2 separate regions of the Homo sapiens genome follow, and region 2 is linked to region 1. A link is a loop called in an ENCODE intact Hi-C map of the cell type or tissue named here. Cell type or tissue: PC-3. All regions are shown on one strand. Each heading gives the region's core, and the rest is flanking DNA. Links, peaks and the distances in the headings are about the cores only.

The links. A loop is a pair of places that touch in the nucleus more often than their neighbours do. Peaks named below come from ENCODE experiments on the same cell type or tissue, not always from the same donor. Only the 100,000 strongest peaks of a DNase experiment are listed, where the experiment ranks them.
Region 2: it touches region 1 in a loop (5-fold over the local background); 6 of 110 quality-filtered maps call a loop at or near these places.

The regions. Positions count from the first base shown.
Region 1 is chrX:106,295,345-106,306,536 of GRCh38, reverse strand. No RefSeq gene overlaps it. Among named protein-coding and RNA genes, the nearest start is that of PWWP3B, 130 kb to the right of the region's middle. In PC-3, for the core only: no CTCF peak of the experiment used is centred there; DNase peaks (open chromatin) are centred at 4,056, 5,666 and 6,096; H3K4me3 peaks cover 961 bases; H3K27ac peaks cover 3,468 bases.
Region 2 is chrX:106,249,284-106,260,475 of GRCh38, reverse strand. No RefSeq gene overlaps it. Among named protein-coding and RNA genes, the nearest start is that of PWWP3B, 87 kb to the right of the region's middle. In PC-3, for the core only: no CTCF peak of the experiment used is centred there; no DNase peak of the experiment used is centred there; H3K27ac peaks cover 762 bases.

The DNA.
Region 1 (11,192 bases), core at 1,743-9,742:
AAATATTGTTGCTTTGCTTGAAGAAGTGGTAGTCAGTTGGTGAGAGGTCAAACGAATATGGCAGATGAGGCAAAACTCCATAGCCCAATTCGTACAACTTTTGAAGCGTTGATTGTGCGATGTGCGGTTGGGCGTTGTCATGGAGAATTGGGACCTTTCTGTTGACGAATGTCAGCTGCAGGCATTGCAGCTTTTGATGCATCTCATTGAATTGCTGAGCATACTTCTCAGATGTAACGGTTTCGCTGGGATTCATAAAGCTGTAGTGGATCAGACTGGCAGCAGACCACCAAACAGTGGCCATGGCCTTTTTTTGGTGCAAGTTTGGCTTTGGAAAGTGCTTTGGAGCTTCTTCTCAGTCCAACCGTTGAGCTGGTCTTCACCAGTTGTCGTTTGAAATCCATTTTTTTTTTATCGCATGTCACAATCCAATCAAGAAATGATTCATTGGTAGAGTAAGAGAAGATGACACTTCAAAACGACGATTTTTTTTTAATTTTTGCTCAGCTCATTAGGCACCCATTTATCAAACTTTTTCACCTTCCGCTTCAAATGCCTAATGACCATAGAATGGTCAACATTTAGTTATTTGGCAACTTCTCCTGTGGTGGTAAGAGAATCAGCTTCGATGATTGCTTTCAACTGGTCGTTGTCAACTTCTGATGGCCAGCCACTGTGCTCCTCATCATTAAGGCTCTTGTCCTCTTTGCAAAATTTCTCGAACCACCCCTGTACTGTCTGTTCATTAGCAGTTCCTGGGCCAAGTGCATTGTCGGTATTGTGACTTGTCTCCGCTGCTTTAGGACCCATTTTGAACTCATGTAAGAAAATCACACCAATTATTTGCTTTTTGTCTAATGTCATTTCCATAGTCTAAAGTAAATATAAAATAAACAGCAATTAATGCCATAATCAAAAAAGCATGAAGTGAGAAATGTGCATTAAAATCATGTGTAACATAATCACGTTTATTTAAGAATATATTCCAATATCAAATTGCAAATTTTAACAGTGGAAAAACTGCAGTTACTTTTGCACCAACCTGATAGTATCATACTGAATGGGGAAAATCTGAAAGCTTTTCCTCTAAGATCTGGAACACAACAAGGGTGCCCACTGTCACCACTGTTATTCAGCACAGTACTGGAAGTCCTAGCTAGAGCGATCAGACAAGAGAAAGACATAAAAGGCATTCGAATTGGAAAGGAAGAAGTCAAATTATCCTTGTTTGCAGATGATATGATTTTATATTTGGAAAAACCTAAAGACTCCATAAAGAAGTTTTTAGAACTGATAAATTCAGTGAAATTGCAGGATACAAAATCAACACACAAAAATGAGTAGCATTTCTATATGCCAACAGTGAAATATATGAAAAAGAAATTAAAAGTAATTCCATCTATGATAGCCACACATAAAATTAAAGACCTGGGAATTAACCAAAGTAGTGAAAGATCTCTATAATATAAACTATAAAACACTATACAAATAAATCAAAGAAGACACTAAAAGATGGAAAAATGTTCCATGTTCATGGATTGGAAGAATCAATATTGTTAAAATGTCCATACTACCCAAAGCAATCTACAGAGTCAATGCAATCTCTATCAAAATACCAATGCCATTTTTTTTTTCAAAAAACAAAATAGAAAAAAACAGTCCTAAAATTTGTATGGACTACCAAAGATCCAGAATCACCAAAGCTACCCTGAGCAAAAAGAACAAAACTGGAGGGATTTCATTACCTGACTTCAAATTATACCGCAGAGCTATAGTAACCTAAACAGCATGGTACTGGCATAAAAACAGACACATAACCAATGGATCAGACTAGAGAAACCAGAAACAAATTCACACACCTACAGCAAACTCGTTTTCAACAAAGATACCAAGAAAATACATTGGGGAAAAGACGGTCTCTTCAATAAATGGTGCTGGGAAAACTGGATATTCGTATGCAGAAGAATGAGACTAGACCCTTACATCTTGCCATATACAAGAATAAAATAAAAGTGGATTGAAGACTTAAATATAAGACCTCAAACTATCAAACTACTACAAGAAAACTTCGAGAAAAATCTGCAGGACATTGGTCTGGCCAAAAATTTATTGAGCAATACCCCACAAGCACAGACAACCAAAGCAAAACGGGATAAATGGGATCACATCAAGTTAAAAAGCTTCTGCACAATGAAGTATATAATCAACAAAGTGAAAAGAAAACCCACATAATGGGATAAAATATTTGCAAACTACCAATCTGACAAAGGATCAATAACAAGAATATATAACGAGCTCAAACAACTCTATAAAAAATCTAATAATTCGATCTAATAAAAATTAGACAAGTGATTTGAACAGATATTTCTCAAAAGAAGACATACAAATGACAAACAGGAATATTAAAAGGTGCTCAACATTATTGATCATCAGACAAATGCAAATCCAAACTACAGTGAGATATCATCTCACCCCAGTTAAAATCACTTATATCGAAAAGGCAGGCAATAACAAATACTGGTGAGGATGTGCAGAAAAGGAAACTTCTGTACTCTGTTGGCGGGAATGTAAATTAGTACAACCACTATAGAGAATAGTTTGGAGGTTCCTCAAAAAATTAAAAATAGAGCTACCATATGACCTAGCAGTCTCACATCCGGGTAGATACACAAAGGAAAGGAAATCAGTATATTGAAGAGATATCTGTATTCAGATGTTTGCTGCTGCACAGTTTACAATAACCAAGATTGGGGAGCAACCTAAGTGTCCATCAACAGATAAATGGATAAAGAAAATGTGGTACATATGCCCAATGGAGTACTATTCAGCCATAGTAAAATAAGATTCAGTGATTTGCAACAATATGGATGGAACTGGAGATCACTATGTTAAGTGAAATAAGCCAGACACAGAAAGACAAACATCACATGTTCTCACTTATCTGTAGGATCTAAAAATCAATGTAAGTGAACTCATGGACATAGAGAGTAGAAAGATGGTTACCAGAGGCTGAGAATGGTAGTCAGGGACTAGTGGGGATGTGGGGATGGTTAATGGGTTAAAAAATATAATTAGAAGGAATGAACAAGACTAATGTTTAATAGCAACAACAGGGTGATTATAGTCAAAAATAACCTAATTGTATGTTTTAAAGTAAAATATATATGTATATAAACATCAATTATGTTTAGTTGCAATTAGCAATGAACAATACAATAATGAAATTAGTAGATCCATTGTGCATACAGTAACATAACATGAATAAAATACTTAGGAATAAATTTAACAACTCAATGTTCATCAACAGATGGATGAATAAAGACAATGTGTTATATTTGTGAGATATTATTCAGCCATGAAAAGAAGTGTTGATAAATGCTACAACATGTATGAAATTTGGACATCTTCTGCTAAATGAAATAAGCTAGTCACAAAAGAACATGCAATGTATGTTTTGATTTTATGAAATACTCAGAAAAAGTATGACCATGGAGACAGAAAGCATATTAGTGGTTGCCTAGGTCTGCATCTGGGATTGGGAGCAGGGATGGACTGCAAATGGGCACAAAGATCTTTTTGAGATATCAGAAATGTTCTAAAATTGAATAGGGTGTATATAGATTGTGGTGAGGGTTGCATAACTGTGTACCTTTAATACAAAATCATTCAATTTCATGCACTTAAAACAGCTGAATGTTATATTAATTGTACCACAATACATATATTTAAATGATGTCTTGCTAATGGTGTTTTTATGCTGATGTCAGATAGAGTATTCTAAATTTGTCGGAGACCTTGATGGAAGGAAAATGCCATTCTCACTTATTTCTCAGACTTTGCTTCCTCATTAGAGTCATCTCTGTGTCTAGATTCTAACAGATATTCTTCTGTCTCATTCATTCATTCACTCATGTATTCTGTGAGTTTTAGCATTGTGAGTCATGTGTGAGCCACTTAGCTGTGGCACAAGGCCATGATCCTGATGATATGTTTAAGGTGTAATGGAAAAAATGTGTTAATCTTGTGTACTAGGTCATCTGGAGCTATTGAATGTTTGCACTGGGTTTGTGGCTGCATGGAATTTGAGATTCCTTTCGTACAAGCGTCTGTGATTTCCACATTCTAAGGTAGTCCTGAATAGAGACTGAAACAGGTTTGGTTTGTCTGACAAGAATGCCAGACATTTTATTTATTTATTCATTGATGGTGATTCTAAGTATGAATTTGTGTATCCCAGTTTCCATGGAAAGCTAACATCAAGCTGATTGTTATGCTGATATTATGGTTTAATGGCAACTGGGAAATGCTATTTAATAGCTGGAGATAGAAATAATTATTAGGGATATTAACAGGAAGGAAAGGTGGCATACCTACATGCATACCAGCCCTATTGGGCGTCTATCATAACTGCGACTGTGTATATATATGTTTATTTGTGTGTGTGTATGGGAGGATGATATATTTTATTGAAGAAGCTGTATCTGAGACTTCTGTTACTTGGAAGAAACGGTTCTCTCCTCATGAGTAAAGCCAGAAGTAGACGAGTCACCAGTTATCCATTCACTTCTCTTCTCTTGTTTCTGTATTCTGAAATAGCCTGACACCTGTGCGGGGAGAACCTAGTTAGCCTTTGATAATTTCAATTGGATTCTGTTGATAGACATAGAATAAAATTTGGATGATCAGAAAGAAAGCTAAAGTTTTCCATTCTTTTAAGAAATCTGAGGTTAATTTTATGCTTTCATAAATGTTTATAATACTTTTAGTTTTAACATTATGTATTAAAAATTTCCCTGCCAAAAAGGGTATTACTTATTAGAAAAAAATGGAAACTTTAGCGAAGACCTAAAATCTCTCTGAATTGTCCTACAAATTGAATATCCCATCAATTTTCAAAATTTATTTTTAATTATACAAAGCAATTGTAATACTTATGTAGGAGCCAGAATAGCCAAAACACGTTTATTAATCAGAACCATTATGGACTGTCTTATATAGTAATAAAAAAGTTTCTTTTTTCATTACTTTTCAGAAATTTCAGGTGCCTTTACATTTACACCAGCTACATCACACAAAAATCTCCAAGGTATAAGCTTGAAATTTCTGTTGTTAGAAAAAATATTTTTTATTCCATGGGTGTTGGTATTCATGTGGGTAATTTAAAGAAACATACTCTTATATAGAGAAAATGCCACACCTGATATTTCCTTTAGACCTATGTAAACTAACCACCTGGCTGGGGATTATCAAAATATGGCTTCCAAATTAACTTTTATAAGGTATGCCTATCTGTTGGATAACTGAAAACTATTTTTTGTTTACTGATTTTATTTTCAACCTAAGAGAAATGATATAAAATTAATCACTATTTTTATTAGAAGCATGGAAATTTAAAACTCTGCATTTGGACATTTTATTTCTTGATTAACCTTATGAAACTTTTAATTTATTGGGCATGGATTTGGCAAGAGTAATATTTATTCTTTATGTTTATTGTGGAAAGTGAAGGGTTAACTCAGCAGGCCTCAACATGTAGTCCAAACAAGGCCCTGTCTTCTTGATGCTCCTGAGAGATAACCTCTGAGTCCGTGAAATGTTCTTACTAACAAGTTTGGTTTTGCATGTCAGAGTCCATGGGCCATGCTCTACCTGTTTGACTAGTTAAGTTTATCCTAACAATGCGAATTATTGTGAATGTCTATTTTTGCTCTGAGGGATGGACTAGAATCTGCGTAGCTGTGGTCAGTCATGCAGGTGCTACATGGCTACATGACTGACCCATAATAAAAGCCTGGACTTCAAGGCTCAAGTCATCTTTCATAGTTGGCACACATCATTTCTGGTATAATTAGATGTATCCATGTCTGACTTATCTGGGAAGGGACACTAAAAAGATTGTACCTAATTTTTCTTTCACTTTGCCTCATGTGGCTTTTTCCCTTTCCTGACTGTAATCTGTATCCTTTCATTATAATAAACCATACCTGTGAGTACAAGAGCTTCTCTGAGTCATCCGAGTTCTTTTGGTGAATCATGGAGCCTGAAGGTGGTCATGATACCCAACAGAGTTGGCTTCAGAAGTGAGATTTGCTAAAACAATCTGACTCACCAAATCATGGTGAAAGGATTCTTTGAAGAGAGGAAGGATAAAGGGGTAGTGGATGACAAACCTTTGATGCCTGGATGTCTATTGAGTCACCCATTGTACAAAACAGCTGTTATATGATCAGTTACTTGAGGTGAATGTCACATAACGATGGGATTTACAATCATGAGGAGGTGGCTTCCCTGGATACATGAAAAAATACAATACAATGAGAAAAAAGCCAAATAGACAACCTCTTAGTTATTTTTTATCTGCAATAAATAAAATGAAAGTGCAGGAGAGTTTTGGGGTAGATCCCAGCACTGCATGAAATTCAAATTGTAGCTAGTCGGAGCTATGATTCCTAGTCTCAGAACTGCTATAAGATGAAAATTGTGCTGCAACAAGAGATAGCACTTCTATGACCTCTGCTCACCAAGAATATATTCCAGGTGGCAGGTGGAGGCAAATCTGAGAAACTACTGAAACCGGTGGGTATGGCGTTAAAGAGCTGTCTCCTCTTCTGGAGTCATATCATCAGCTTCCTGAAAATCACTGAGTAAAAATGGATTGTGAGAGTGATTAAGTTAGGAGCAGTCTCCTTGGTTTTGAATGCTGCAGAATGGAGGAGTATGTTTGGGTTGATGCAGGACTCACGACTTACTATTGAATAGATGGCTGTACATGATCCAAACACGCAAGTGGTTTTTCCTGAGGGGATCCCTAGCCTTGTATACTGAATAAAAGCCACTGTGAAGTTTCTTTAGCATGAAAAGAGGAAGGATTTTTTCCCCTCCTTTAAAATATAAGTGAAACTCTTAGATGAAGCAGCCTGATGTGCTGCATATGCAATCCATGCTGGATTGGCTTTGCAAAGACCAGGGTGTTTATATACTTATTATGCCTGTTACTCAGGTCATGTTGAATTCTGTGACTTAGGGGAACGTGTTGCATGGTCACCCCATGAAATCTTGCTGTTGTAAAATCAAGCAATGATTTGAGAAGCTGTATCAGATTTGTTATCTCAGCTTCCCCCATGGGTCTCTCAGATGCTAAGAAAATTATAATGATCCACAAGAGAATGAAGAAAGAAAAGGGAGTGAGTCAAGGGACTCACTTCAGCAAAGCCAAAAAATGTAAATAATTACTAAGGAATGTGAAGAATAAAGTGGCATTGATAGAGTTGACAGTAATATCGGGAGGATATCAGGATAGAATGTTTGACGGAATAAAGGTCAGTGTTTGGATAAACATTGAAACGTTTGAAGAGACTCTAGGTGAAGTGGTTGTATCTCTTTTTCCTGCATGCATCACTGAGATGGATATTATGTCCGCTGGGAAACACTTCCTCTAACAATTATGGTAAAACAAACGGCATGTAAGTTTATCTGTTAGGTGGTATTAATCGGACATAATAAGTGGGAGCCTACAGAATTTTCTGAGCCCACTCAGGTTGTAAATTTGAAGCAGTAAAGAATACCTGGTGGAGAAAAAAACAGATTATCACTTTAATTAATGACATGTTAAAAGCTGGAGTGTTGTACAATAGCACTTTGTAGCCTATGAAAAGGCAGATGGTTCATGAAAACTAACAGTAGGTGATCAATGCTTGAATAATGTAGTCTCACATATAGCATCATCATGAAAAAAATACAGGTTAAAGAAGGCAACTACTCAGCAGTTAATTGGGAAATGCTTTTTTTCCTGAACACCAATTATAATAAAGAGTCAACTGTAATTTTCCTTTGTGTAGGAAGGATCCCAATTTACACTCACCATTTTGCTGCAGAATTATTTGAATTCACCAGCTTGCTGTCATAATTTGGTCAGGAAAGATTTGAACTTGATCCATGTATCAAGCACAGTAATAAACTACATAGAGGATTTCATAATAATATCAGAAAACAAAGGATGAGCTAAAATTACTTAAATGCAGTGGTGACACATAGGACAAAGCAAAGATAGTTGATCCACCCAGCAGAGATTCAAGGACTGGTATAAACGATGAAATTCTTGGGAATAACATGGGCAGAAGCCACTGGGACATCCCACAGGCAACTAAAAATAAAATGCCATCATTGCTTACCCCGTAAATAGGCAAGAAGCACAGCACGTGGTTGAGTCTTTTGGATTTTGGAGGATTCATACATCATATCAGAGAATGCTGTTAGATTCAATCCATGAAACTACCTCTAAGAAGACCATATTTGAATGGGGGCCTGAACAACAGCAGGCTATGTCAAAAATGCAAAAACTGGCGTCTCAGTCAACGGCTTTAGGACTTTAGGATCCACACTCAGATATGATTTGGAAGTGCCTGCAACTTACATTTATGCAAACGGGAGCTTATGGCAAAATACAATGAGTGCTGTCCAGCAGTGACAATTGACTGGAATATTGGGCAGAAAGTTTTCAGACGTGGCAGTGTATTACACTCTGTTTGAGAGACGATTATTTGTTTGCTATGGGGCACTTATTGAAACTGCCCGTATGACTTGGGTACATAAAATACTCTTGAAACCATTGCTCATAATGTCTTGAGTAATGTCTAATAAGAGAGATAAGAAAGGAAGTGTTCAGAAATCTCCATAATCAAATGAAAAGGGTTTATGCAGGAACATGCCACTGGAGGAATGCAAGGATGCAGTCAATGTGTGCATGCTTAGGTACAGTCTCTTTTCCCTTAGGCTAAGTTTGGAATCAACTGAAGAGATGCCATATTCTATTGCCACCTTGGTGGTGGGTCTCTATGCACAGCTCTCAACTGACCACAAAATAGCTCCTTAATTTATGGATGGCAATTCCAAGGTGGATGGACAGCATCCAGTTTGGGAGACTGACCGACCTAAAAACTGACGAACATAAAAACTCTGATTGAAGAATGTAAGAAGAAATCAGCTTAAAGGGCTGGGCTGAATTGTATGCTGTTTTCCTTGTAGTGATGGAAGAATTGAACAAAAACAAAGTAAAAAATTTGTTGGTTTATTTTGACCCATAAGTGGAATAAGAGGGTGACGTAGGTAGAATAAAGAGAGAGCCAATGGCCTGGCCACGTGGTCAGACAGATGGGCAATGGAAAATCGAACTATTAAAGGGCTACTGTAAGAGTCACAGCCCTGTGGAAATCACAATGGAAATTTAAGAGGCAGATTAAAGAAGGACAAGTTAATGCCCATTCAAATGATTCCTTTCCCCAATCAGGTGATTGGTATGAGCAAGTGGACATCCTTTTGTGCTTGTTGAGGTGTTGACCTGGTCCATGGAATGAGTGGACATGGAATAGCTGCAGCAAAGCAGAGGTGGGCTTATCATCAGCGTATTCCACTTGCACTTTCTGAGGCACCAAATCCCAGCAAGCGCTAACTGTGTGCCAGCCAGAAAGACAAAGACTGCAGATAATTATGAGGCAGATTCCCTTGGGTGGGGGGCTTAAGGGGGAGGTTCCCACATAGATACCACATTCACTGTATCAGACTACTACCAGTAGCCCTGGCGGGGTTGTGGGGAGGGGGGCGCTATAAATAGGTCCTGATAGAAAGAGATACTTACTTTGGACTATGCTTTGTATACTGGATGGTAAATACAAATTCTGAACGTACTATAAAGGATTGGAACAGAAGATACTGTACCAAGTTAGAACGCCACGTTACAATTTTTCAGACCAACGATCGTATTGTATAGTCCATAGGGCTCAACAAGAGTCAAAGAGATAATATCAGGTGGCCACATCATATCGCACATCATCTTCGGAGTCGTGACTTGATAGAGAATTGGAATGACAAAACATTTGTTGAGTAAATTGAGTGGAGATAACGGTATGAAAGGCTAGCTTACAAACCTTCATGAGTGTGTGCTCACATTCAACATGGGAAGGGGGGACAAAGCATACTCCCCACTAGGTAGATTTCTCTGTTTTTCTGGGGGATTGGGGAAGAGGCAATAAGGGAGGATGCTGGTGTAATTACATAATGCATCCCCACACAAACCCACCTTTTGTGTTCCTAGCTGCTTCCGTGGTCCCAGGATTAGGGCTGCAACTGTAGGTGTCAGAGGCACAGATGATCCCTAAATCAAAACCCTTAACTTTACCTTTACACCTTTATGCCAGTGATTATAAGGGCCTGAAAGGATGAATTGTGCCTTTATGGCATCTGGCAAAATTAAGGTTGGCGGTGAATGCAGCTGCATTTCCCACATGGTCCAGAAAGCCCACTGGTTGTATCTTTATGTAACCCCTCCCTATTTGAATGGGATTGGATGAGTTTCTCCTCACATAGCCACTTTTGAAAACTGTTGAGGGTAGGCACTTACCAGGCTGGTACTGGTACCAATGATTTTGACCAAATAAATGGTAAAACCTAACACCCTTTCAAAGATAGAAAAGTTTTGGTAAATCTCAACAGCAAATAGAAAGAAGGAGCAATAGTAGTTGAGGGTAAAGGAACGAATAAATGATCTATGGAATAAAAAAAAATCAATATGACGTTGGTGACCTAAAGAAGCTCAGAGTAAGAAATTGCTATTGTCTTTTAGCAATTGTACCCTGATGTTCAAAAGAGTGAAGCCATATGTTTGCCAATACCACACCTGCTTTTTGAACTGCACAAGGTCAAAGGGAAGCCTGCAAATCTGAGTTGCACTGTTCTGGGGGAAATTTTGGTCACACAATGTGATGAACTGGTTCTATGACTAATGACTAAGTGCAACTGTAGAAATATGCCAGTATATTTTGACTCATTTTTCAGGTTATGTCTACTGCAAAGTATATCACTTAGCAAGAAATTTCTAGGAACAACTCCCTATCAGGCCATTTCTCCGTGCAGTGTTACAGCTCCCGGCAGACTAATTACTGTGTAACCATAAACCTTGATGATAAAATCATGGGAAAGGTCCCTGATTATAATGAATGAAAAAAATAATGATAGCATGTCCGACATGCCATTGTGTGCTGTGCACAAATACTTATTATTCTTGTTTTAGCGGATGAAATGCTTTTGAACAAAATAGAAAAAGGAGCATGGATTTCTGATGGGAATAAAGCAGTGGCATCACATGGTAAGTTTGAGTTCTTCTATGGAATGGTCCCAAGGTGACCAACTGTCTTCTG
Region 2 (11,192 bases), core at 1,393-9,392, 46 kb after region 1:
AGTTGTAGAAGATTTTAAAAAAATAATATTTTAAAAAATTCTATGTATGAACATATTGGCTAAATTTAAAGAACATTCAGTTTTTCCATAAGTTGAACATTGGAATAAAAGAACAACAGGGTTTTCTTAGAACACTGATCTGCTTTTTAACAAAAATTTGTAAAGTATTATAAAAGGTTTATGAGAATCTCACCTTACAGTCAAACTGATTAAGATTGGATAGATTTGTCCATAAGGTTTTATTAAAAATTGGGGTTGACATTAATAGTATATTAATGCAAGGGTAAAATTTGCCTTTCTCTCTTGAATAAGATTTTCATGTACTATTAAAGGATAATAAAAGATTTTTGTTTGCATTTTGAATGAACTACAGGAAAAGAAGGGAAAGACAAGAGACAGATTGTTTGGAAAGCGAAGTCTTCCCACTATGAATGAGTAAAGGTTTTTGCCTTTTTAAAATTTGTGAGTCATTTTGGCGAAATGAATGGCTTATCATGACCTGGAATTCTATTTTATACTATCAAGTGTTTTAAACCTTTATCATATTTGGCAGGTTTCTCAAAATCAAATTTCAGCTGCAAAATTAAGTCTTTTTTAACCTCTGACGTAGGGATGCTGCAGAGGGTCCTGAAGCATCCAAAAGAGAGATAAACAGAATTACGTGAAATGTTAAGTTCCATGGGAAACATTGTCAAAATAAAAATGTTTAACCTTCTTCAGGTTACATTTTAGTGAGTAATATTAATATTTGTTCCAAAATTTTATGGAATTTCTAAAATTCTAATATGTCAGAGTATATACTCTCAATCATAATTATAGTTGTTATCTTAAGTTATTGTAGACCACAGAAATAATCAAACATTTGTCAATTTTGTCTTTAATTATGACTTTTTAAAGTCATTTCCACAGTTTATTGCTTAATACTAATGCAGTTTAGTTTCTGAAAACTTCACAAGCACACAAAATCTTAGAATATTGTATCTTTTAGGAGGTTCATGAAAGAATGGAAAGGATTCTGAAAAACACTCTTGAATACAGGTTTCTAATAACTTTAGAATCACATCATTTGGACTGGGTAAGAATTTCTGGAACTTTAATGAAAAGACTGACTGCTTTATCAAACTTGTAACCCAAGTAGAGCAAAAATAAATTGAATACCAAGAAGATATTTTGCCATATTATCATGCTAAATCAGCCAATACTGAAATCGTTTCGATATACAATTTGAATGAACTTCATGGTCTAAGTCAAATGACCTATGATAACCCATCGGTTATCAGTGCTATGCACCTAAATTGGAGAAACAACTGGTATTCAAGAGGACCTAAGTCCAACGTTAAGAATGGACTCATAGAGAACCAGGACAGATGCCTTGTCCTTCCTGAGTCCCTAAAGCTTTTGTTGTTAAAAGTTCTGCATTCCATGACTCATCATGAAAAAGATAAAATGATCCAAATTAAATATATATTAGTGTGGTGACTTCTAAATTGCTAACATAGTTTATGACCAATGTTTGCTGTGTCAAACCCATATTGCTGGGAAGATAATCAAAGCTTCAGGTACATTTGGCTATCTGATGGGCCATTTAAACTTTTGTAGAGGGATTTCATTCCATTGTCATTTTCAATGCATGTTTTCTGCTTGTATAAAAGCTTTTCCATGCAAGAGGGGTGATGTTATAACATCAGATGATTATGCCACAGTACATTTTCACCAGGTAAAGAAAGCTTTTTATGATTCACTGACTAAGGACAATCAACCCTTTCACAATCTAGAACCCAAAGACTGGATCTTCTGAGAACATCAGAGAAAGACTGTCTCTTTCTCTGCCATGCACACTACAGCAAAACTTTGGGACTTTGAAGTTTGAGTTCATAATCTCACAACTGGGAAGTGTCCCTCCACAATCTTGGAAGCGTACACCCGTTGGAACCCTTAGGATAAAGCAAACCAAGAAAATTTCTTCTCAGAAGAAGATGGCATCTTTGATGTGATCTTTTCCCAAGATCACGGATCAAGACTTCTTTACTCTCACGAGACTCTTATCATTAAATATTTTTCCATTGCTTATACCTTTATGAACAATGGAAGTGAAAAGGGGGTCTGTTGTGTGTACTCATGTGGTATACTTTTATTTGTGAAGGATTTTGCAGCCAGCCTTATACATAGATAACCTTATACCTTGATAGATGGAAGATGAAGGCCCGATGAAAGTGAGAAACTTTAATGGTATATACTTTGCCTCATAATCAGTCAGAAACAGAACGTTGGTTCTCTCCTCTTAACCCACATAATGGATTAAAATAACATTGCCAGGAGGCCTTCGCTATTCTAGACGGGCATCATTCATTAGGTCCTTTTTCCATGGTTTGGAGTAAAAGAGGCAATGATTAGAAATGTATCCCTCATGATAGGCTCTATAGCAGATTCTACTGTAAAGGCTATAGTTACACAACAGACTGTGAAAGTTATGCTAAATAATAGAATTGCTCTATATAACTTACTGGCTAAACAGAGAAATATCTGTGTAGCTGCTGGCACCTGTGGCCTATGGAGAAATACAACACATTAGGTATTATACAGATTCAGTTTTGGGGATTAGTGAAGAGACTGTTTAGTTAAGTGAGTAGACTCTTTACCTCTTTGATCTATTTAATTTAGGTGGTTTGGTTTATGGGGACCCTGGGTAAAGAGCATACTCTAAACTCTTGGTGTTATCCTCCTGAGAGTCATAATAGTATTCTCCCTGGTGTGCTGTATTCTCTCAAAAGTTTTAAATGTTTGCATGCAGCCATCTCTAGAATGTCAAATGGCCTCTCTTCAACTGGAATGACAAGAGTCATTCTGAAAGAAATGTGTGACCATGAGGGTACTATAACCTATGAATGACATGCTGAGACCATAAACCCAAAATGATGGTAACTAAGAGTTGTGCTAAGGCCCTAAGTTTTGGTCACATTCTCACGCAGGTGAGAACGTGAACACAAACGGGGAATTTTTAAAATAAAATTATGGGAGGCCATTGTTTTGGACCGAGCTCATTCACTAGGCCCCAACAGACCAGACCAAACCAAAATGGAGTTGCTCATGCTAAAGGTGACATAATCACACTAATAATTTAAGGAAGCATATAAATCATAGAAGAGAACAGGTTTTCCTTTTAAACAGATTCCAGCATGAGGAGGGTATCCTCTACTCTAACCCTTACAAAAAAATAATAATAATAACCTGAAGTTCTTGTTCCCACCTTACAAAACCCACAGTTCTACTGCTTTCCCCTGGGTTTCAAGACCAGCTAAGTATATTTATGATAGTGATAGTAACATAAATGACTAAAGTTTTGGTCAATCTCTCAAAATTGAGAAGACCAACAGCGGGGAATTGTTAAATCAGTTTTAGCCTGAGGCTGCCTCCTTACATATTTTATGTTCAGCCTAAAGGTTTCTCTGTACATTGTGAACTATAACAAGTGGAGGTGTAAACAGACCATAGCCTACACTTCTGCCAATAACTGAGTTTTGGCCCATCAAATATAGCCAACACTTGGAGCCATGTTCAAATAAGGCAAATGCTGAGGTGTAACCAATTCAGCTGTTTCTGCCCCTCACTTCCATTTTCTGTACATCACTTTCTTTTTCTGTCCATAAATCTTCTTCCATCACCTGTCTACACTGGAATCTCTGAGCCTACTGTGGCTCAGAAGGCTGCCCCATTTGCGAATCATTCATTGTTCAATTAAATTTCTTTAAATTTAATTCAGCTGAAATTTTTCTTTTGTCGGTACACAGAAAAACAGAACACTATATCACTGTAACTATAGTGTGTAAACTACTCTTATCTTAAGTAAAAAGACCAAATGATGAGCCAGTCAAAAACAATACAACAACCTTTTAAGAGATAGTACAATAAGATATAAATAGAAACAACAAAAAGTTCAGAAGTTTAGGGACAAAGTTAAGGTGTGGAGTTTTTATTAGTTATTTTTTGCTTGTTTGTTTACGCAAATAGCATTAAGTTGTTATCAGGTTAAAATAATGGGTTATAAGATAGTATTTGCAAGCTTCATGGTAAACTTAAAACAACATACAACAAATAAACAAAAAATGAAAATCAAGAAACTAAGTCATATCACCAGAGAAAATAACCTTCACTAGAGGAAGACAGGAAGGAAAGAAAGATAGAAGCAAAGACCATAAAACAACCAGAAAGCAAATAACAAAATGGTAGGGGTAAATCCCTACTTATGAATAATAACACTGAATGTAAATGGACTAAACTCTCCCGTCAAAAGATATAGACTAGCTGAATGGATGAAAAAACAAGACCTATCAATCTGTTGCCTACAAGAAAGACACTTCACCTATAAAGACACACATAGACAGAAAATAAAGGGATGGAAAAAGATATTCTATGCCAATGGGAACCAAAAAAAAGCAGGACTCACTATATTTAGACAAAATAGATTTCAAGACAAAAAGTATAAGAAGAGACAAAACGGTCACTATATAATAATAAAGGGTCCAATTCAGCAAGAGGATAAAACAATTTTAAATATATATGCACCCAACACAGGAGCACCCAGATATGTAAAGAAAATATTATTATTAGATATAAAGAAAGAGATAGGCCCCAATACAAGAATAGCTAGAGACTTCAACACCATACTTTCAGCATTGGATAGACCTTCCAGAAAGAAAATCAACAAAGAAACATCAGACTTAATCTGCAGTATAGACCAAATGAATCTAAGAGATATTTACAAGATATTGGATGTATTATGCATCCAATAGCTACATAATACACATTCTTCTCAGCACATGGATCATTTTCTAAGGGGGACCATATGTTAGGTCCCAAAAGAAGTCTTAAAACATTCAAAAAATTGAAATAATGTCAAGCATCTTATCTCAATACAATGGAATAATACTAGAAATCAATAACAATAGGAATTTTAGAAACTACACAAACACATGGAAATTAAACAATATACTCCTGAATGGCCAGTGGGTCAATGAAGAAATTCAGGAAGGAAATGGAAAAATTTCTTGAAACAATTGATAATGAAAACACAATGATATGGTTTGGTTCTGTGTCCCCACCCAAATCTCATCTTGTAGCTCCCGTAATTCCCACGTGTTGTGGGAGGGACCCAGTGGGAGATGATTGAATTATGGGATGTGGGGGCATCTTTCTTATGCTGTTCTCGTGGTAGTGAATGGGTCTCACAAGATCTGATGGTTTTAAAAAAATGGGAGTTGCCCTGCACAAACTCTCTTTGCCTGCCACCATCCACGTAAGATGTGATTTGCTTCTCCTTGCCTTCCACCATGATTGTGAGGCCTCCTCAGCTATGTGGAACTGTAAATCCAATTAAACCTCTTTCTTTTGTAAATTGCCCAGTCTTGGGTATGTCTTTATCAGCAATGTGAAAACAGACTAATAAACACAGCATACCAAAACCTATGGGATACAGCAAAAGCAGTCCCCAGAAGGAAGTTTATAGCAATAAATACCTACATCAAAAAAAGGAAAAACTTCAAATAAACAATCTAACAATGCATTTTAAAGAATTAGAAAATTAAAAGGGAACCAATTTCATTTATTTCTGCTGGGATCTTTATTATTTCTTTTCTTCTATTAAAGAAATAAATGAAATTGAAATAAAAAAATTCAAAATATCAATGAAACAAAAAGTTGGTTTTTTGCAAAGTTAAACAAAATTGATAAAACTTTAGCTAGAATAGCTAAGAAAAGAAAGAGGAGATACAAACAAATAAAATCAGAGGTGAAAAAGGAGAGATTACAACTGATACCACAGAAATTCAAAAAATCATGAGTGGCTACTCTGAGCAACTATATGCCAATAAATTGGAAAATCTAAAATAAATTGAAAAAGTCCTAGATACATACAAATTACCAAGACTGAACCAGGAAGAAATCTAAAACCCGAACAAACCAATAACAATTAACGAAATTGAAGCCGTAATAAAAAGACTCCCAGTAAAGACAAGCCAAAGACCTGATGGCTTCCTTGCTGAATTCTACCAAACACATTTAAAGAAGAACCAATACCAGTCCTACTCAAACTATTCCAAAAAGTAGAGGAGGAGGGAATACTTCCAATTTAATTCTACAAGGCCAGTATTACCCTGATTCCAAAACAAGACAAGGACACATCAGAAAAAGAAAACTACAGGTCATTATCTCTGATGAACTCTGATGCAAAGATTCTCAACAAACTATTAGCAAATCAAATTCAACAATAGATTAGAAAGATCGTTCATCATGACCAAGTGGGGTTTATTCCCCAGGATGCAAGGATTTTTCAACGTATGTAAATCAGTCAATTTGACACATCATATTAACAGAATGATGGATAAAAACCATATGATCATTTCAATTGATGCTGGAAAAGTATTGGATAAAATTCAACATCTTTTCATAATAAAACCCTCGAAAAACTGAGGATAGAAGGAACGTACCTCACCATAATAATAGCCATATATGACAGACCCACAGCTAATATTATACTGAGTGAGGAAAAACTGAAAACCTTTCCTCTAAGATCTGGAACACGACAAGGAGGCCTCTGTCACCACTGTTATTCAACATATTACTGGAAATCCTTGCTGGAGCAATCAGACAAGAGAAAGATATAAAGGACATCGAAATTGGAAAGGAAGTCAAATTATCCTTGTTTGCAGATGATATAATTTTATATTTTGTAAAAGCTAAAGATGCCATAAGAAAACTATTAGAACTGATAAGCAAATTCAGTTAAGTTTCAGGATACAAAATTAACATAAAAAATCAGTATCATTTATATATGCCAACAGTGAACAATGTGAAAAAGAAACTTAAAAAGCAATCCCATTTACAATAGCCACACATAAAATTAAATACCTAGGAATTACCTTAACCAAAGAACTGAAAAATCTCTACAGTGAAAACTCTAAAACAGTGATGAAAAAAATTGAAGGACACCAAAAAAATGGGCAAAAATTCCATGTTCATGGATTGGAAGAATCAGTATTATTAAAATGTCCATACTACCTAAAGCAATGTACAGATTCAATGCAATCCCTATCATGATACCAATGACATTCTTCATAGAAATAGAAAAAAAAATCCTAAAATTTATATGGATCACAAAAGAAGCAGAATAACCAAAGCTATCCTAAGCAAAAAGAACAAAACTGGAAGAATCCCATTACCTGACTTCAAATTATACTACAGAGCTTTAGTAACCAAAACAGCATGGTACTTGCATGAAAACAGACACATAGGGCAATGTAACAGACTAGAGAACCAAGAAAAAATCCACACACCTACAGTGAACTCATTTTTTATGAAGGTGCCAAGAACATACACTGGGAAAAAGACAGTCTCTTCAATAAATGGTGCTAAGAAAACTGGATATCCATATGCAAAATAATGAAACTAGACCCCTCTGTCTCACCATATATAAAAATCAAATAAAAATTGATTAAAGACTTAAATCTCAGACCTTAAGCTATGAAACTACTACAAGAAAACACTGGGAAAACTCTCCAGGACACTGCTCTGGGCAAAAATTTCTTGAGCAACACCCCACAGCCACAGGCAACTAAAGCAAAAAGGGACAAATAGAATCACATCAAGTTAAAAAGTTTCTGCACAGCAAAGGAAACAATCAACAAAGCTAAGAGACAACCCACATAACTTGCAAACACTTGCAAGCTACCATCTGACAAAGGATTAATAACCAGAGTATATAAGGAGCTCAAACACCTCTTTAGGAATCAACCTAATAATCCAATTTAAAAATGAGCAAGAGATCTGAATAGACATTTCTCAAAAAAAGACATACAAATGAGAAACAGGCATATTAAAAGGTGCTCAACATCATGGATCATCAGTGAAATGTAAATCCAAACTACAGTGAAATATCATCTCACCTCAGTTAAAATAACTTATGTCCAAAAGACAGACAATAACAAATGCTGGCAAGGATATAGAGGAAAGGGAACCCTTGTACACTGTTGGTGGGAATGTAAACTAGTACATGAACTATGAAGAAGAGTTTAGAGGTTTCTCAAGAAACTGAAGATACAGCTACCATATTATCCAGCAATCCCACTGCTAGGTATACACCCAAAAGAAAGGAAATCAGTGTATCAAAGAGTTATCTGCACTCCTATGCTTGTTACAGCATTGTTCACAATAGTCAAGATTTGGAAGCAACCTAAGTGTCCATCAATACATTAATGAATGAAGAATATGTGGTACCTACAGACAATGGAGTATTATATTATTAAGTCATAAAAATAATGAGATCCAGTCATTTGCAACAACATGGATGAAACTGGAGATCATTATGTTAAGTGAAATAAGCCAGACACAGAAAGAAAAACATCGCATGTTCTCACTTATTTGTAGAATTTAAAAATTAAAACAATTGAACTCATGGACATAGAGAGTAGGAGGATAGTTACCAGAGGCTGTGAAAGGTGTTGCAGGGTTTGGAGGAGGTGGGGATGGTTAATGGATACAAAAAAAATAGAAAGAATGAATAAGACCTGCTATTTGATAGCATAACAGGGTGACTATAGTCAAGAATAATTTAATTGCATATTTTAAAATAATTTAAAGAATATAATTGGATTGTGTGTAACTCAAAGGATAAATACTTGAGGGAATGTATATCCCATTCTCCATGATGTGCTTATTTCACATTGTAGGCTTGTATCAAAACCTCTCATGTACCCCATAAATATAAACACCTACTATGTATCCACAAAAATAAAAATAATAATGATTCATGTTCCTACATTGTTCTTAGGTTGAAATAAAATGACTAATCAAAAAGTAGTCATTAGTTATCCAATTGATAGCCATGCTCTATAGAATTATTAATTTTGAAGGTATATTCTGTTAATGCTTTATCCAGGTGGGCAATTAACATATACCTCAAGGAAAAGAAATCCTAGGAATGGAGTTCTCTCGAAATAAGTGCATTTTCCTTAAAATGACCCCCATGAACACCAACAGCCATAGACTTCCATCCTAAATCCACATCACCAAACTTCCAAGCTGTTATTACTTTAGAGTTTCTTGTACTATGTAGCCCATTGAAATGTAAAGACACCTGAATGGAGTGTTTCCTAAAACTAATTAGTAAGAAAATATCAACAAAAGAGTCAAACTCTGTAAAATATTTGAAGAGATATATTCTGAGCCAAATATGAGTAACCAATGGCCCAAGGTACAGTCTCAAGTTGTCCTGAGAATATATGCCTAAGATGGTCGACCTACAGCATGGATTTATACAATTTAGGAGAACATAAGACATAAATCAATACATGTAAAATGTACATTGGTTCAGTCTGGAAAGATGGGACAAGTTGAAGTGGGGGCTTCCAGGTCATAGGAGGATTCAAGAACTTTCTAATTGTTAATTGGTTGAAAGAGTTAAGTCATTGTCCAAATATCTAGAATCTGTAGAAGGGAATGTTTGGGCCAAGATAAGGGGTTGTGGAAACTAAGGTTCCCCTTATGTACATAGAATCAATAGAATGGAATGACTGGCTTAAGTTAAGAGATTGTGGAGATCAAATTTCCCATCATGCAGATAAAGCCTCCAGGTAGCAAGCCTCAGAAAGAATAGATTGTAAATGTTTCTTGTCAGACTTTTTTTTAATATATAAAGTGCCAGACTCTTAGTTGAGTCTCTCCTGGATCAGGAAAAAGGCCTGGAAAGGGAAGGGGATTTTCTATACAATGTTGACTGTCCCCTTTGCTGGGCTATTTGAAGATGTGGCAAAGAAACATATTTGGGGGTTATCTTTATCTGTCATGTGATGTTATGCTAGAGTCAGGCTGGAAAGTAAGCCATGTTATATGTTTTGAATAAAACCCCTCTTTTGAGAGTTTATGGTTTGTAGGACATGGATCTCCGTACCCCTTACATAGGAATTTGAGCAAGAGAAGAAAAAGATCAGAGTTTAGTCCTCAGAAACTTCTTTATTATGCTAAATGGGTGGATCAAACTGGTTTCATGTAATTGAAGCATGGCAGAATATGCCACCCTAAAATATGTCATTTTGACATAAAGATTATTTTTAAGCCTTAACTCACTTGAGTAACAACAGATGCAAGAAGGGCATTCTTATTTCCCTCTTTATTCCTGAAAACAGGATAAAAACTGCCATGTGAAAAATGGCCAGAGGTCAGAACAGTTTGCAAGCACAGCATGTTCTCATTTATAAGTGGGAGCTGAACAGTGAGAACACATGGACACATGGAGGGGAACAACACTCACTGGGGCCCATTGCAGGAGGCTGGTGGCAGAAGAGCACTAGGGAAAAGAGCTAACACATGTGGGGCTTAATACCTAGGAGATGGATTGTTAGGTGCAGCAAACCACCATGGCACACATTTATCTATGTAACAAACATGCACATCCTACACGCGTACCCTGGAGATTAAAAAACAAAAACAAAAACAACAAAATAATTTTAAAAAGAAGAAACAGTTTGCAAGGTTATTTACTGGATCTCCCTGTACCAGTTAAAAGGAACATTCTTCAACGGGGAGTCACAGCTGAGTGAATTCTGTACAAACAGTCCTTGTTAAGTATTTCTTATCTTCCTTTAGCCTTCCCAGATAATTTAGTTACTTTTCCAGAATTGTCTCTTTTTGTTCAACCTAATATAAAAAGCATTTAGATTTTTCCACTTCTTTGGGTCTTCATTTCCCTATGAGGGCTCCTATGTCACATAAAATGCATACAAGTTTTTTATGCCTTTATCCTGTTTAATCTGTTTTATATCAATTTAATTATCAGACCCAGCAAAAAACTCTAAGAAGTATAAACCAAAAATAAAATTCTAAGCCCCCCAGCAATGGACTGATGGACAACCCCCCAACTGGCCCTCAGCCAACAGTATTCCAAAGAAATCTGGAAAACTAATTCAGTTCATGATGGGGGAGAGGGAGGTTGGACCTGCGTTGTTATACCCTCCTGCTTTTGGAATTCAGGCAAAACTGACCAGCATTAACATAAAAACAGAGATCTTTTTTGTTGTTGAAAATGGCAGAATTTTCTTCTTTGGCAAAGCTAAAATTACATATGCATATATATATATATATATATATTTATCACAGTTTCTTCATATAATCATTTATATTTGCTAAGTAGTAACCTTACTAAT